Linked DNA regions of Mus musculus: region 2 is linked to region 1. A link is a loop called in an ENCODE intact Hi-C map of the cell type or tissue named here. Cell type or tissue: left cerebral cortex. All regions are shown on one strand. Links, peaks and the distances in the headings refer to the core of each region. The heading gives the core; the rest is flanking DNA. Region 1 has its middle 60 kb from the start of Ptgfrn. Region 2 overlaps Cd2 (CD2 antigen).

Region 1 (8,980 bases), core at 473-8,472:
CAGTCTGCCACACTTCGTTAGTGGGGGTCCCTAAACACTGTGTAGAGCAGGGTCCACATCACCACATGTCCCCTGAGGGAATCTGACCCCAGCTTTGTCAGGTCAAGGCTGTTTCAGGGTTCATATGTCAGGCACTATAAATTTAAACTTGTCTCAAACACCCACATTCTTTCTAAGGATCAATCTATTTCCTGGAAAGTATTATTTGTCTTCTGTCCTTGGCTAGGTTAGGGCACAAAGCAAAACAAAGCCTCTCCGAGTGTAGTGCTGGTATCTGCTCAATACCTCGTAGCACAAGAGACTAGAAGCTTCAGATGTAGCCTGAGAAAAAGCTCTCTCTCGCTCTCTCTCTCTCTCTCTCTTTCTCTCTCTCTCTCTCTCTTCTCTAACCTTCTCCCACCCTTCTGTCATCTCCCTCATAGATCCCAGAATTCCCCTTACCCAGGGTGTGCCATCGAGACTCCAACCTCTCTCTCCCAAAGCCACCCAACAAGGCCACTCTCTCCCTCCTTCTCCTCTGAAGGCCTCACACCAGGGGGTCCAGTCTAATCTTAGGGAGAAAGGCAGGCTGTACAGGGAGGCTTCACTGGGTGTCCCTCTGTCTTTTACATTGGGCCACACCTTTTGGGTGATCCATTTGTTCATGGCTGTCTCTTCTTCATTAAAGAAGCAGAAAGACTTTTCCTTGGGGTTCGAGTCTTCACTCGTAAAGGTTCTTCCATGAAATAAAGCTTTGGTTAGATACACTGATCATGGCTTCCATGTTAACCTGTCCTTCGTGGTGGAGGGATCAGTCATGCCCCTCACCATGTAGTTGAGAAGGAAAGGCTTCCTACCTTCCTCTCCTACAGCTACAACTTCATATCTACTTACATCTTGATTGGATTTTTTTGGCTGCCACGTACACTATCAAATACACACGGATCTTCATGGCTATCCTGTTGATTTGGGGGAACAACTTGGCAAGATGATGGGGCTAATGTCCCACTTCAGACTAAGATGTAGAAACGGTGATGCCGCCCTTCCCATGTGTCCGGATGCTGTACCAGGGTCCTGTTGTTTCTTTTCTTCACAGCACTAGTTCTGATGGGGGAGGGGCTGGTGAACACTTAACACACAGAACATGTTAATTCCATGCACATTTCCAAGTCACCTTGTGAGTGCCACACACAGAGATGAGAATGGATCAGAAAGGCTTTGCTGGCCGCCTTGCCTTGGAGATGGATGGACACAGAACACCAGGGCAATGTCAGATGAACGGAAAAGGAGGTCAGAGACAGATGCCTGGGAATCGGGACGGAAGGATCCAGGCCAGCCTCAGGAAGAAAAAACACCACTTAAGTTTGATCTGAAGGGTTTAGCTGTGCTCAAGCCCAGAGCTGGGCTCAGTGGCACAGGCCTGTAATCTCAGATAGTTGATGGCTGAGGCAGGAGGATCAAGAGCTCCAGGTTACTGGGTGTGGTAGCACATGCCTAAAGCTATATAGCATTTGGGAGGTGGATTAAGAAAGGTCGGCAGTTCAAGGTTAGCCTCTGTGATAGAGCAAGGTAGGGGCAGCTTGAGATGTGTGAGATAACATCTCTTAAAACAAATGACAAAGGAAACTAAGACTTGCCTGGGCAATTTAGTGAGACTGTTTCAAAGTATAAATAATGAAAACAAGGGACAAAGCTCAATGACAGAGCATTTGCCTAGCAAACCTGGTTTTAATCCCATGCACTGCTGAGGGAAGGGTGCTCCCAGCTAGGGAAGAGTGTGTGCAAAGCCACAGAGGATTTTGGTTGACCAGATGTATGGCAAAACCAGGGATGCCCACAGGAAAACCAGAGGTGCCCATCAGAACCTTGGGAACGGAGGCTTGCTGAGTGTCTCTTCAGACACTAGGAACCGACTTTCCAGAGGGCAAGACAGAGTCTAATATTGATTAAGAGATCAGATACGGTCAGGCTGGCCTGGCACTCACTAGGTAAAACAGTCTGGCTTAGGATTTGTGGCCATCCTCCTGCCTCTGCCTCCTGAGTGCTGAGGTCAGCCTAGCTGATGATGGAATTAGCATAATGCATTATTTTAAACATATGAACTCACATACTCCTTTAGGAGCTTGTAGGGGGCCCTGCAGGTGTCCATGCAGGCAGGAATCTGCAAAGAGATGAGGATGAAAACACAATTCAGAGTGACCTTGTCAACCTGCACAGCCTTTGGGGAGTCTAGGGATGGGTGGGTCATTGTCAGCGTATTTAAAACACATTACAGTTTGGGAAGAGGTTTCCAGGCGGTAATCACTCTGATCCCAGGTGCACAAAAAAAGCTTAAAGTGTGAACACATAGAAAGTCCTTTACAATGCACTTGTGGCCATGAGGGTGAGTTCCAGAGCTAAAAGGCCTAGAATCTGAAGTGGTCTCTGTCCAATAGCATAGAGGTGGGTCTGCAGGCTATATAAGATACATACGACATCTCCCCTAAGGATGGGTGACAGTCTAGGGTGAGAAGAGTCTGGGATTATTGTTCTGGGGGATTTGGCTGAGGTCTGCCTCTGTAGCAAAAGGTGGCTGAAATCTGCCTCCACAGATGGCTGAAAAGCCACCGGACTGTTAATAAAATCCACTCCCAGCCTTCTGGGGGACGTTGGTGGGAACCATGTTTTATCTCGCCCATTGAGAAGAGGCAAGTGAGTGTTTAACATTCCTGGTTTCCCAACTGCTGTTCTGATAAAGTCAGACCCTTTAGGATTGTTATACTTAAAGGAGACTCCCCTTGGGCGTATAGCTGGGCTGGAGTACGGTGTGCAGAGACAGGGTGGGAAGCATGTGGCATAAGTGCTAAAGCAGTGACAGAGGGAAGGGGAGGGTTGTTTCTATAGGACATCATGACTATTAGCAGAGCCTGGGGGACCTCCCTGCAAGGGCAGGTTGGGGAGCATGCTACAGGGATTTCATGCAGATTCCAGGTAGAGGTTTCTAGGGAGGAGTTGGATACTTGGGTTGGAGAGTAAGGGAGGTCTTGAGTGACAGCAGCTCAGAGTCAGTCCCTGCAGGGAAAGGGGACACGGTGAGGAGAGTAACAGGAGAGGACACTGGACAGTCACAGCTGCACAGGTGGGGGGCCAGCATGCAGGTTAGTCTGTAAGCCCCATGTCCTCATGTGGAGACTGGAGCTGGTACACTGACCTCATAGGATCTCATACTACAGAAAGAACTCAGAATGCCTGGTACAAGCTAGGACATAGTAGTAGATGAAAGGTGCCTCTCATTCCAGGAGCTGAGGTCACTGCATAGCAGAGGAGAGGAAAATGTAGCTGGAACACCGGGGAACTTGAGACAGTGACCTCTTGAGACAGATAAGCAAAAAGCCAACACAGAGACCAAGAGGAGCCCGTGAGAATCACAAGACAGACGTGGCCTGGAAACAAAGGGAGGTGATCCCTCCAAGGAGGAGAGGCCTCTCCTGGTGCACTTGGTGCCTATGTAAAGATTTGGCCAGGAGGAAGAGGAGGAGGAGGAAGAGGAGGATGAAGAGGAGAGAAAGAGGAGAAAAAAGAGGAAGTGGAGGAGGAGCATAGGAGGAAGGGGAAAGGAAGAGAGGGAGGAGGGGAAGAGGAGAGGAAGGGAGAAGGGACAAAGGAGGAGGGGAGAAGGAGAAAGAAGAAGGGGAGGAAGAGAAGGAGTAGAGAAAACGTTCAGAGTAAGAGAATGCAACAGCTGAGCACAGTGGAGAGGCTGAACCAGCAGGAACTAAGGTTTGTGGTGGACACTGAGAGCTTGTATGGGGGCGGGGGGGGGGGAAGTAAAGAAGAAATGTGAGTGTTCTTGAGGGAGTGGAGCTCAGAGGAGGAGCTTGTCCCATGCTTGTGAGGCCTGGGTTCATTTCTCATACTGTAAGTGTGCCAGCCCCCACACTCCTACACACACACACACACACACACACACACACACACACACACAGAAGCACACACAGACACACACACACTAAATGGCATACAAATAGATGGAAGTTGCTTTAACATTACTCATCACCACTACGGGAATCCATATCTTCCCCTTTACATCAATAAAGATGGCAGACACCATTTGGTAACAGTCAGTACTGAACAAGGCACTGAGACCCGGGGCCACTGCCATGTCCTATGAGTTGGAACATTCATGCCACTTTTATTTTTCCTTGACATAACCAGTTATCACAATGTGTCCAAACTATGAATGCCTGTATCCTTGAGTCAAATTTTACACTTCTAAGAATCTGCCCCGTAGCAACCTCACAAGTGTACAGAGATGTCACTTCTGCCATTCTAATTACGATGAGGGCTAACAAACAAAAGAAAAACCAGAAGCAAGCTAAATGTTGGCCAGACAACAGTTGTTGAAGTAAAATGTAGTCTGCCCTTACAACTGGGGTGGCGGGGACTGGGAGGAGAAGGGTAGTGGTGGAAAATACAAGTGCCTTGGAACAAGGGTGCATGTGTCAGCATTGGATAAGCAGAGGCCGGGGTGAGCAGTCCCTGGCTGTGGTGCAGGCTGACAACACGCAGAGACAGTTCAACACAGCTTTGTTTTGGTTGGACAGGGAGAGAAGCTGATGCTGCGTAACATGACCCTGCTCCTTGGCCAATCAATCTTTAATAATTCTTTAACCATCAGGATATATTCGGTGTGATTGGATATCCTGTAAATGCTGGTCAAAGGGCCGAGTTCTGTGTCAAGTGTGGCATGGAGTTAAAGAGTCAGCCAAACAGATGGGATGGATGACCAACATCTGGATCACAGATGCTTATGTATACAGAAACATTGCCTCGACGTGTACGAAAAACTCTGTTACTAGGGTAACCTTTAGAGAGTGAGAGAAGAGGGTATGGTCTAGAGGTAGGTTTGGGCTTTTCAGTTCATACTCTATTGGCATTTTTACTTCTTATTCTGTTTTTATTTATTTATTTATTTATGGAGACCGGGGTGGGGGGGGGGAAGGTCTTGCTGTGTAGCTCAGGAAGGGCAATCCTCCTGCTTCTGCCTTCCTCGTGCCGGGTGACAGGCACGTGCCCACACACTCGCACATATATTTACTTCTAAAATTACTTTAAAAAATTTCACCATTCAGATGATACACTAGGAAACTGTGAGGACTCCTCGCCAAGTTGAAAATAGCATCTCAGCTTTGCCCCAGATTTGATATTTGCATCACTGTGAGAACCCACCATGATTCTGAAAAACAGGTATGAAGACAAGACCCAGGCTACAAAAGGTTTCAGGGGAAAGTTAACATTCTACTGAGGGGTAATTCAGCATCAGCAGACCCTGAGCTCCAGGACAGTGGAGCTGTCTTCTGATTTATATATTTCACCTCTACCATATCCAAGGCCCACTTGAACATGCAAATACTTCAACTGGAAGCACATGGCTGATCTAAAAACCTCAAGCAGGGAAATAACCCCAGATGCATAAATCCCAATTCAGCAACATAAAGAAAAGTGAAAAAGCCAAGAGACCGCTGCAGCAATGTCATCCACGGAGAACGAGGGAGACAGATTCCTGGGCAGAAAAGCCGGAAGAATGCTCGTAGCGTGTCCTAAGAAATGAAAGAAGAAAACGAGATCGTGATTGAGAGTTCAAACAACCGAATAAAATAGGAAGACGGTGTAACATATGTAAGAAGAATTCAGCAAAGAGGAAGGAATCCTGGAGAAATGCCGGAGATGAGAAACATAAATAAGATCTGTGAGAAGTCTCTTCAGTAGAAAGGGGTGAGGAGATGAGAGTGTCTGAGCCCGAGGCCGAGGTGGGAGACTGCAGCAAGCAAACAGACGCAGACAAAATTACACGGAGGGTGCCGTGTGAATAACCAAGTATATATCCTCCTCCGAAGACACCAAGTATATGGGTTGCAGAAAGCATTTTTAAAGGACTCATAAGGGGAAAGTTCTCAGAATTAAGGAAAAAAAAAAAAGATGGTAATGCAGGTCCAGGAGGATTTTATGACTGCAGCTAGAAAACTCTGGAAAAGAACCTCCCTTATATTATAATTAAAATAATAAACACACAAATCAAAGAAAGTATATTAAAAGGGGGAAAAGAGAAACACAGGCTTGCGTATGAAGACAGGTTGTCAGAGTGACAGCCAGTTCCTCAAACAAGACTCTAAAAGCCAGAAGGTCTTGGAATTATGTATTTCAGTTTCTGAAGGGCAGCAGCTGTCAGCGCAGACTCCTATACCCAGCAAAGCTATCTATCATAATTGAAGGGAAAATGAAAGCTTCCCATAATAAGAATGAAGGAATTTATAAAGACTGAGGCAACTCTGTAGATGATGCTTGAAGGAATCCTTCAGGCTGAAGAGAAAAACTAATCCATCCATGAGGTCACAAGCTAAAAAAAAAAAAAAAAAACATGGTAAACAAACCAACCAGAGCAGGAAGAAAACAACAAATGACACCATCCACCAGAAGCCAGGTAGCGGTGCAAGCCTTTCCATAATAATCGTGAATCTCAGAGGCCTCAGTCTCCAGCCAACTGACTGGTAGATTGGATTTTAAAAACAAACAAACAAACAAACAAAAAACAAAAACAAGCCTATCAAACCAACTACCTATTTTCTGTCTCCAGAGAGCTACTTCATGGCAAAAGATGGTTGCTGCCCTAGGGGGAAAGGATAGAAAACAGTTCTCCAAGCAGGTGGACCTAGGAGACTAGCAAAGTCTAATATCTGACAAAATAAGCTTACACAAAACTGGTGATAAAAGATAAAGAAGAATACTTCCTGATGATTCAGGAAGCAGTCCATCCAGAGGATGTTACAGTGTTAGACAGATACGAACCAAACCGGGTAAATCCAGATTCATAAACAATACAGATTGATCCAATCACAATAGTAACTGGTGGCTTAGTTACTTTTCTATTGTTTTGAAGAGACACCATGACCAAGACAACTTACAAAAGAAAGCATTTATTAGGGACTTCCTTACAGTTTTAGAGGTGAGTCCCTGATCATCATAGCAGGAAGTCTGACAGCAGGCAAGCACACATGGTGCTGGGACAGTAGCTGAGAGATTACATCTACAAATTGGAGGCAGGAGGCAGAGAGCTAACTGAGAATGATGTTCTATTTGGGTTTTGTTGTTTGTTTTGTTTTGTTTGGTTTTGTTTTTGAGACAGGGTCTCTACATAGCCTTGGCTGTCCTAGAACTTGCTCTGTAGGCCAGGCTGGTCTTAAACTCAAGGAGATCTGTCCGCCTCTGCCTCTCAGTGCTGGGTTTAAAGGTGTGCAGCACCATGCCAGGAAGGTGTGGACTTTTGAAACCTCCAAGCCCATCCTCAGTGACATAGTTTCACAAGGCCACACCTCCTAACCCTTTGTAACCAGTTCTACCAGTGGCAGACCAACTATCCCAATATGAGGCTGTGGGATCACTCTCATTCAAACAGTGACGACACATCTAACTCTCACCAATATAAAGCTGTGGGATCGTTCTCATTCAAACAGTGAGGACACACCTAACTCTCACCAATCGACATGTCATTCTGCAAAAAATAAAATAATAGAGAAATATAGAGGTTAAATGACATCATGGACAAATGAACTTAACAGACATCATAGAATATATTCCATCCAAATCCTGCAGAATACACATTTTTCTCAGCAACCTACAGAACTCTCTGTAAAGTAGATCATATAATAGGACACAGCACAAGTCTTAAGAAATATCGGGCAACTGAAACAATGCCTTGAATTCTAGCTGATTACAATGGAGTATGTCTACAAGTCAATACCAAAAGAACCCTCCAAATGTATACAGCCTCTTAGAGATTAAATAATAACCCATTGAACAATGAGTGGGTCCTGGGAGAAATCCAGAAAGAAATTTTAAAAATCTAGAATCAAATGAAAACACAAATAAAAACCTATAAGAGACAATTAAAGCAGTTCAAAGAGGGGAGTTTATGGCTCTAAATGCCTACACAGAAATCGGAGAGATCTGATTTCTCTCTAACTTAGCAATATATATACCCCAGGGCCTCGAGAAAAGAACAGGCTAAACCTCTAATGAGAATATGAAAAGAGAAAATTCATATCAGAAATTAATGAAGTGGGAACAAGATAAATATAATAATACAAAGAATAAATGACAGAGATGGATTTTAAGAGGATAAATAGATTGACAAACCTTTAGCCAGATTAAACAAAAGAACAAGAGATAGAACTTAAATTAATAAAATTAGAGATGAAAATGAAGCCACCAAAAAAAACCCAAAGCAATAAAATCCAGAAAAATCATTGTGTCATACCTTAAAAACATATATTGCACTAAGTTGGAAAAAATCTAAAAGAAATAAATGAATTTCTAGATGCATATGGCCTACCAAAATTAAACCAGAACAAGATATACTATTTAAACAGATCTGTAGCAAGCGGTGAGGTTGAAGCAGTGATTAAAAATCCTCCGACTAAAAAAAGAACAGCTCCAGATGGACTCCTTGGTGAATCTCAGCAAACCTTTAGAGAAGAACTAACGCCAATGCTTCACATCGTTACACAAAATCAAGAAGGAAAGGACACCACCAAACTCTCTCAGGAAGGTAGTTTTACCCTGACCTAAAGATACAACCACGAAGCTCTCATAGGCCAATCCTCCTGATGAACACGGGCACAAATAATTCTCAACAAGATACTTGCCAAACAAATTCAAAAGTATATCTAAAAGGTCAGTCACTATGGTTTAATTGGATGTACTCCAGAGATATGTGAATGTATGTATATATGTGTGTGTATACATGTGTGTGTGTGTCTGTGTGTGTATGTGCTTTTGTATATGTGACTCTCTACATAAAAGACCTTAAAGACTCCAGAAGAAAACTTTTATTTACAAAAGTGGCAGGATAAAAAATTATGCAAATGCCATCCAATTTGCTAATGACAATACTGAGAAAGAAATTGGGAAAACAATTTACAATAGCCAACAACAGCAGCAGCAACAACAACAACAATAACAACAG
Region 2 (8,980 bases), core at 699-8,698, 100 kb after region 1:
ATCAAACCCATGGAGGTGAGGTTCACAATTTGAGGGCCTCCCTTGAGCAGTGATCCCTGGAGCTGTGCCTGGGGGTTTACTGTGGTAAAGCACAGGTCTCTGTATCTCCAACTTACATGCACCTGTTTGTTATGTGACCCCCATCTCTTAAAAGAATGGCTGGATTTTCCTTTCTATTATTTCTTTTAATTGTTAAAATTTATTTTGGTGTTTATGTTTTTGTTTGTTTGTTTATTTCTAATTTTATTCAATTTATTTATTGAGACAGGGTCTCACTAAGTAACCTGGGCTGACCAGAGACTCATGATCTTCCTGCCTGAGTCCTCCTGAGGTAGAGATTCCTTGTCTGAATCTTCAATTCATTCAGTGTTTTAGTTGTTAAAATGCAATGGAGTCTTCTAGCTTCATACATGAGGAACCAAAAATCATAACACTAGTGAGACCTTTTAATATGGAGGTTATGCCCTTCCATTCTGAAAGCGTTCTAGAATTATCTCATGGGCAATAAACCTGCTCTGCCCTTTCTTCTGAAATGTCTATCTTCTATTTTGAGCACACTTGTCTGATTTTACTATTGTATTTGTAATTCTCTAGGACAGTCTTTGTTCTCTAAATATTCCTTTTTTATAGTTTTTTGTTCTTTTTTTTTTTCATGAACAAGTAGTTCCCCATTCTTTGTAGGGCATTAAAGCTGTGGGCTGTCTCACCTTGTTCTCTCCTGCATGTTTCTGTGCATTCGAACCTTACCTCTCCCATTATTTTCTTCATCTCCATCAGGGTCCATGACCATCTGCTGGTGTCTAAGAGGGGAGCATTAGGGGTTGAACTCTCTGTGAGGAGGTGGTGCTCAGTGACTTCAGAATGCACCCCAGGGCCACGGAGCATTGATGTTGGAACATCACCCAGGGAAGCCTGGGTGTTGATACTGTTAGGCTTTCTCTCTTCAGCTAATAAAACTTTGATGCTAGTGGGTCATTTTCCAATAGTCTGCCTTATCATGAACAATTCTACCTGATCTTTGCCACCTGGGCCCCCACTTTCAGTAGAAAATGGTTATCTAACCTCTCATATTTAATGTATACTCTACTGTCAACTATTCCCAGTGTCCTCTAATCCAGGAACCGTGTGTTTTACCATCTATGGAGAAGAACCATAAGGCTTCTACTGGCAGCAATCGATCCTTACTGGGCACAGAAATGGGTGTAACTCTCCCTCTCTTCCTACCTGGGTCTCATACATTGAACTTATGATTCTCCTGTCTCAGCCTCCTGGGGTTCCAGTGGTGTGTACTGTGTCTGACCCTAACTGCTCCTTTAACTGATCTTGCACCGGTCTTCCATTGTAACCTCATCTATCCTCCTGGAGAGACATTGTGCTTCCGGTTCTTAATGGTGACTCCAGTTCCTGACAGTCAGGATTTAATGCTGTGAGCACATTTATGCTGTCTTTTTCCTTGCTGCCTTCGTATTTGTAGGAGTTTGAGTGAAAATGGCCACCATAGGCTAATACACTTGAATACTTGATCTTAGCTGGTGGAACTATTTGGGAAGGATTAGGGGGTTTGACCTTGTGACAGGAGGTATGTCACTGGGTGTAGCTTTGAGGTTTGAAAATGCCCATGCTCTCTTTGCCTCTTGTTTGTGGATCAAATGTAAGCTCTCAGCTACTGCTTCAGTACCTTGCCAGCTGCCATGCTATCCGCCATGATGGTCACGGACTCTCACCCACTGGACCTGTGAACCTCAAATTAAGTGCTTACTTTTATAAGTTGCCTTGGTTCTGGTGTTTTCTCACAGCAATTGAGAACTAAAATGGTGTCGACTCAACTTTTAGAGTCTCTTAGCTACCAACCGTCATCTGCTTTCTCTAGTTCCCCAAAATGTGTTGCTATTGTTTTTCCCATTCTTCCTTTCCTGTGGCTCAGGCCTTTTGTGTTGTTCAGTTTAGTGTAATGATGCAGAGCTTCAGGAGGAAGTGAAAGCTGGTGCATGCGATGAGTTACTAGCCTTCACTGGGACGCCGACCTTCTGTTGCCCTTGACCTGCCTCTGACTGAGGACAACTCTGCATCTGGACATGGCCTCCTCAGTCCATATGTCTGGGTTGGACTTGGCTGGTTCCTTTGATCTCTCTAGAATTGGCTGAGTGTTTGCTTGAATCCAGGAAGGTCTATAGCCCACCTCTAGTCATCAGCTGCAAGCACCTCCCCTGTGTTAACTCTGACCAGGATGGGTGGGTAGTGATACCCCAAAGTAAGCAGATTGGCTGATGCAAAGGTCAGAACTGCCCTTGGCCCTAACTCTATGGAGCTGTGACTAAAGCAGCAGGCTGCCTTGAAGACTGAGGTCCAGATGTACTATCAGGATCATCCTGCTTCCAGGGCAGTGGCAGCAGGCTGTGGCTCAGGCTAGGTCTTGTGGGGTGGTTTCATAGATGTATTCTTGAGCCTCTAATGCCTCCAGTAGAGACTGCTATCCATCTCTCCCAGGGGATGAGTGTTAGGGAACTGACTCAGGTGTATCCAACTCAGAGCAGGCTACGTGTCACCTTAGGGAACGCTTACTGATTAATTTACAACCAGAGGTGCCCTTTTCCAATGACTAGATGTTAATAGTTGTCACCCATTATCAAGCCACAGGTATAAGTGGTGCAGGAGAGGGAACCACATGCACAGTGGGAAGAGCGTGTACAGTGAGGTGGCAAACACATCAGCGAGCCTTTGGAAATGGAATAATCACAGCCCAGTGAGCATGGAGATGGAGAACCCTGGGGATACAGAGGGCTGGTGAGGCTGCCTTTTTTTTTTTTTTAATGGGGTGGTACATTATTTAGTGTCCATTGCTGTGAAGAGACACTATGACCAAGGCAACCCTTATAGAGGAAAGCATTTGACTGGGAGCTTGCTGACAGTTTCTGAAGCTTGCTCCCTTATAATCATGGTGTGAAACATGGCAGCACACAGGCCGGCAGGATGCTGGAGAAGAGCTTTACATCCTGGACCTGAGGCAGCAGAGAGAGAGACAGAGACAGAGACAGAGAGACAGAGAGACAGAGAGACAGAGAGACAGAGAGACAGAGAGACAGAGAGAGAGAGGAAGAAGGAGGAGGAGGGGGAGGAGACGGAGGAGAAGGAGGAGAGAAGGAGGAGGAGGGAGGGAGGGAGAGGGAGGGAGGGATAGACAGACAGATAGAGAGACTAGATCTGTAGCAGGCTTTTGAAACTTCAAAGCCCACCCCCAGGACACACCTTCTCCAGCAAGGCCACACCTCCTAATCCTTCCAAACAGCTCACCAAGTGGGGACTAAGCTTGCAAATATGAGTCTATGGGGGCCATTCTCCTTCAAGCCACTGCAGATGGTATGCCTCTTTGACAAATGTGGCCAGCCTAGAAAGAACAGGGACATCCTGAGGATGGCTGATAGCCCCAAGAATGCACTTTAGTCCCTTACAAGAGAAAACCTGAAGGAGGAGCCTGTGGAAGCTGCCAGAAGTTGCATTGCCTTTGCTATGGGAGCTAAGACACACAGTGTAGGCTGGGCCATATATCCAGATGATCTGGCCATGTAAGGGATGACTTGCAATATGAAAGAGATGTGTGGGTGCTATTCTCCCCTAACCTCTGGCTTGCAGAGCAAATTGGATAAAGGATGAGATGAGGTGGAGGTGGAGGTTTGCCATTTCATATGGGGGGGGGGGGTGGTAGGAGGTGGGAGGGGCTAAAAGGAAAGGGAGTACCCGGTAGATATGTGACAAAGTCTCCCCTTCTTGACTCTGGGCTAAGCCAGCCAGTTTGTATTAGCTCTGAGCTGTCTGTAGCAGTGGAGGAGATGCCTGTAGATCCCCATGAGGTTCACCAGGATGAAGACGCTTAATCGCTCATAGAAACGGTGGTGAACGACGTAGGGTAGTGCCTTCCATCCAAGCCCCTGTGCCCAGCAACGACCTTTTCAGAGAGACAACGAAATCTGTTGGTGCTGTATGAACCTCACCAATCCCATCCTTTGCTCTCTCTTTAGCTGCTGTCTACTGAGACACTTCTCGGAACCCATGGTGGTAGTCTTCAGAGATCCTGCCACCCTTTCTAAGAATGATTCGTTACATAGATGCTATGACGTCGGCTTCCAAGTATTTTACAGATTTAGAAACATCATCTGAAAGACAACAGGTGCGCTTAAGGGAACAAGGATGGGAAACCAGGTCACAAAGATACATGAGCCAGGCATTGCTGTGGCACTCTTAGGAGCCTTATGGTTGAGGTAGGCATAGATGATACTCATTAAGATGATTGAGAAAACGTCCCAACAGCCTATGCCTGTCGATGTTACAGCAATGGTTAAAGAATGAGCAAAAGGAATCCTGTTTGGTTGAAAAAAGATATTCCAAAGAGCAGAGGTTACTAATGGAAACGCCCAGGCCCAGGAATGAGCTACCTCCCTAAAGTTGTTGGTCAGAGAGGACCCCAAAACAATACAGGTTATTTCCACTACTGTTGACTGACCTCCTCTTATAGAAGGAAGGGTGGTCAGAGTTATCTGGTCTCTCTTGGAATCTCAGCCACACCCTTCTGCACCACCCTCCCATCTGTGTATAGTTCTGCTAAGCTACAAGTCTCCAGAAAAGAAGATTGGTTGAAGGGGGCTTATCTATGCAGCTATGGAGAAATCGTCTTCTATGGTACAGTGAGATTTTCAGTAATGTGGCCTCTTTGGAGTTACTCATGCTCCTCCTGTGAGTAACCCCTCACTCATGCTCTGTAAGTATACCCGACAAACTCACTAGTTTACTAAGTTAGACTTCCATGGAGCTGTGCTGTTGTCTGTTGCTGTTGACCTGTCTGGAATAAGCAGATGTTTACATCTCCCAGGAAAAGTTCATGCGACCTTGCAAAACAAGACAGTTTGGCGAAACAAGACAGTTGGAAAGGACTACAGCAGCTGCCCTTTCCTCGCCATGGGTAACTGCATCCTTGCTTCCAGTCTATTAGCATCTCTTACCTTTAGCTGTTCTAGCCTGTTACAGCTCAACTCAGACGTCACCCCTCCCGGAAGCTCCCATGCCACCCCAGTTTAGTGACCCAGTCCTCGGCCTGCCTTTTCTTGAGCTCCCTGGCTTGCCTCTGATCTGTGTTTGCCAATACAGGCTCCATTTGTGTTGTCGTTGGCCCACTGCCTGCCTTGCCTCTTGAGCTGCCTAGATACACAGATGTCATTGTTCCTCTTGCTTTTAGTGTCTCCTTCTAGATTCTAACACAGATTCACAGCAGAGTTCAATGACTATCAAATGAATAAAGGGACTGTCATAAAGGACCAAACATCGCATGCTAGATGTGTCCTGTGCCATACAAAATGTTACAGAACAGTAGAAGAAAGGCAGGGCGAGAGGATGGAAAAGAAAGAAGGCTTTCTGAAGGGTTGGAGGCAGAGAAGCTATTGCATCAGGAAGGCCAGTGGACTCCAAGCCCATCGCTTGGGACTGAGATGGAGATGAAATCCTCAAGTCAGAGACCGTCTACTCTTCTCCTGCCCGGGTAGATCCTGTGTAACTGGAACTAATGTTTGAACATTTCGAAAGGTGTGGGACATGGCTAGGCGGTGGTGGTGATCACCTTTCATCCCAGCACTCGACAGGCAGAGTCAGGTGGATCTCTGTGACTTCTAGGCCAGCCTGGTCTACAGAGCTAGTTCTAGGACAGCCAGGGCTACACAGAAAAACCCCTGTCTTGAAAATAAAAGGGAATGGGGCATAGGACTTAGTTTGTCTTTGACCTAGTCATTTACTGGGGTCTAAACAAAAGGTACCAGATTGAAAGTAAAGCATAGCTGAGCCCTCACAGGAAGTCCTTAGTATATTCAGTCTTTGTGGTTTACCCTCAGAGCTTCCTGCCAGCTCTTACCCAGGCTTACCAGCCTAAGAAGACAAGAAGTGGGCAGAGCGGGCCACAAGTGTGCCCTGTGTTGTAAAGCAGGTGCCTCTGGTAGATGAGTTTCCAATTTTAACCGAACACCTCCCCCAACCTCAGCCTCTCCAGGGTGGGTCTGCCATACTGCTAGTGAGACTGCTCTGCCCTGTTCATGAGTGTCACCTACAGAACTCAGGAATGGAGCCAGAGGCGTATTAGCCTGCCCTCTGGATGTTACCTGATGGGTTCTTGGTATCTCCAGTATCTATAGAGGCTCCCTCTTTACACTAATAATGCTACAGACCATTGTGAGCCCATTTGAGTGGTCAAGAAACTGAGTGTCCATGGGGCACCTGTTGTTAAAGTATGTGTACAAAGGTGTCTACACAAGATGCTGGGACCCCTTTGCAGCTGATACACAGGTGTCGGTTCTGGTCATTCAGGTGATGGCTCCTAAGATCAATCCAGTGGCCCGAGTGGACCAGATTTGATATTGTCACCCCAACCAGCCTCTTTCCCAGTTTGCAGCTTCCTATCTCAGACCCTGGTCTCCTTTCTAAAACAAGCAGGGTTAAATTTTTATTTTACCCCTGCTCAAGGGAAGTGGCCAGTGTCCATTGGGGCACCTGGGGGACTCGAACCTCTGCTCAGGTAGCTCTGTAGGACATGAGCCAGCGGTCATGTGGTAGCTCACATGGGTAGAGGACCTGAGAGGAAGGTGAAACCTTTATGCTGCTTGTCCAACATCCTTATGTGCACATGTTTGTGGTTTCTGTGTTTCTGCCGCGACAGATCTAAGAAGAGGCCTCAGATTCCAGAGGCCAGACCAAGTGACTGTGTAGCTGAATCAAAAGACACCACTTTGTCCTGCAAGTCTCGGGAGGCACTTGGGTCCTACTTCCATTAAACACTAGACGGAAGAGTGGGCATGCTCACCTGAAGAAGATAAATCCACACAGCTTTTTATTGGAAATGACGAACTCTGCCTTCTTAATTAGGGGGCGGCAGTGAAACACCATCTCCACTCCCACAGGGAGGTTTTGGCTGAACTCGGGGTCTGGGTAAAGGAGGGCCTTTCTGCTGGTGAATCTGTGTGCCTGATGGAGGAGGTCTCTTCTTCTGCTGGTGCTCACGGGTACGGTGGCCTGGAGGCAAGGGACGATGGCCAGGTGTCTGGAGGTGATGGCCAGGTGGAGGAGGAGCTTGGAGCGCCACTGAATTCTGCGCTGCTGCGGCTGGGGTTGAGTGCGGCTTGGGGCCCCTTTCCACAGTGCTTGTTCTGGAAGCTTTTATTTCCAGCTCTTCATCTATAATGGCAAGACGTTTTAAGAACTCATTCTGACAATAGTGAACAATTTAACACGGGTGTGCAAATGTGTGTGTGAGTACATATGTAGATAAGCATGTATGTGTGTGCCAAGGGATAACCTCTGATGCCATTTCTTAGGCACTGTCGCCTTTTCTTCTTTTTGAGATTAATTCTCTCTCTCTCTCTCTCTCTCTCTCTCTCTCTCTCTCTCTCTCTTGCTCTCTCTTACTGTCTCTCTGTCTCTGTTTGCCCTGCAACTTATCAAGAAGCCCAGCTAGGCCCAGGGAATTCACCTGCCACTGCTCTGGGGTTGCAAGTACCACCTTGCCCGTCTTATGTGGGTTCTGAGGAGTCTACTTCAGTCCTCATGCTTGAAAAATAAGCACTTTAGAAATGGAGCTGCCTCCCCAGCCCCACGATGCGGCCACTGAACACGCTTCATGTGATAGGCATCAAACCAGCGGCTTCAGGAGATGTGAAGAGGAAAGGGAAGTTACTCCCACCCTCTTCAAGTTCTGGGTGTGTCAGGGGAGAGAGAAACGTTGGCCATAGATACCCTGAGACCTAGGCCTCTTTAGAACTCAAAAATATGAGGGAAGAAGACACCTGGGTGGAGAGCTTTGTACTTAAGGCTCTAGAGTGTTGGAGTGAGTATTGCATCTGGGAGTTGTAGCTGGATGCTGCCTAGAGATAATCAGCAAGGTTGCTAAGCAACAACCCTCAGGGCCCGAGCCCACTGAACCCAGGTCTGAGTGGTCGTGAAGGGCATCAGAGACTATACATCTTCTGTGAAGTCTCTACAGTAGGTCTGCCTTTTGCTCAATTTGATTGTCACACAAGCCACATTCTGAAAGGAAACTGGAGTGCCCTCTAAGGGACAATCTAGCCCTGAGAAATGGGCTAGCTCTTCCAAAATTCGTAAGCAAGACCCGGCTCTTGGGCTTCAGTGGGAAAGATGGTTCCTTTCCCCACGCTTGGGGATTTTCTTCTTTGTGTGGCTTCTGTCCAGGAAGACAAGCCTGAGACTGTGTCGATCTTCTTACACTGTTTTTAAGCCACACAGAAAATCTGTGGGAACAGGCAGCTGGCAGAAGCCTGGAGCCACTGCTGGGCTCCTTCAGGGCACATTCTTGGTATTCCACTCCCTGTGCCTTAGCCTTCCTCAAGGAGCCAGGGGGAGCTTCTCTGCGGGGTAAATGAATGGTTGCCTGTACCCTTTTAGAACATTTGTCTTGAAAAGCATGTCTCCACATCACCAGGGGGCTGACATATGGACCCCAGGTAATACACTGGCTACTGTAACTACTGTAAATGCACTACGAACACAAAGCCTCAAAGGCAAACAAGGTGGCTTTGACACCTGAGGGACCTGCGTGCTCTAAGCACATACATAAAAAGACACCCAAAAGACAGAACATGTCCTTTATGCCATGTTCGGTGCCCCAGAAGTGCCTGAGGTGTTTGGAGGGGTATAGGTGAGACTTTGACCCTAATCCAGGGTCCTAGACACAGACCAGCAGGTGGTCCTTCTTGCACAGTGGCACGCTCCCATGACTCTCTGCTGGCTCTTCTGTTTGTGGCATTTTTTTCCCCTCCTGTGCTTTCTCTCGTGTTCTATGTGTTAGGCCCATTGCTACACCTCAGTAATGACTCAGGCAGCAACACTGTCCTCCGTGAGTGACAAGAGCCAAACAGCACATCACGGTGTCAGCCTCCACCAAGGTGGGGGACCACCAGAAGGTGCAAAGAACCATGTGAGAAGTGAGAGGGTA

Evidence for each region. A loop is a pair of places that touch in the nucleus more often than their neighbours do. Peaks named below come from ENCODE experiments on the same cell type or tissue, not always from the same donor. Only the 100,000 strongest peaks of a DNase experiment are listed, where the experiment ranks them.
Region 2: a loop joins it to region 1, with 2.3 times the contacts of the local background. A loop is called at or near these places in 2 of 42 quality-filtered maps.

Annotation. Positions count from the first base shown.
Region 1 is chr3:101,165,714-101,174,693 of GRCm38, forward strand. No RefSeq gene overlaps it. Among named protein-coding and RNA genes, the nearest start is that of Ptgfrn, 60 kb to the left of the region's middle. In left cerebral cortex, for the core only: no CTCF peak of the experiment used is centred there; DNase peaks (open chromatin) are centred at 5,091, 5,560 and 8,444; H3K27ac peaks cover 648 bases.
Region 2 is chr3:101,269,068-101,278,047 of GRCm38, forward strand. It overlaps Cd2 (CD2 antigen), which reads right to left. Exons shown (of 5, transcript NM_013486.2): 5 at 6,841-7,206. The coding sequence ends at 6,890. Among named protein-coding and RNA genes, the nearest start is that of Cd2, 14 kb to the right of the region's middle. In left cerebral cortex, for the core only: a CTCF peak has its summit at 8,084; DNase peaks (open chromatin) are centred at 5,162 and 8,102.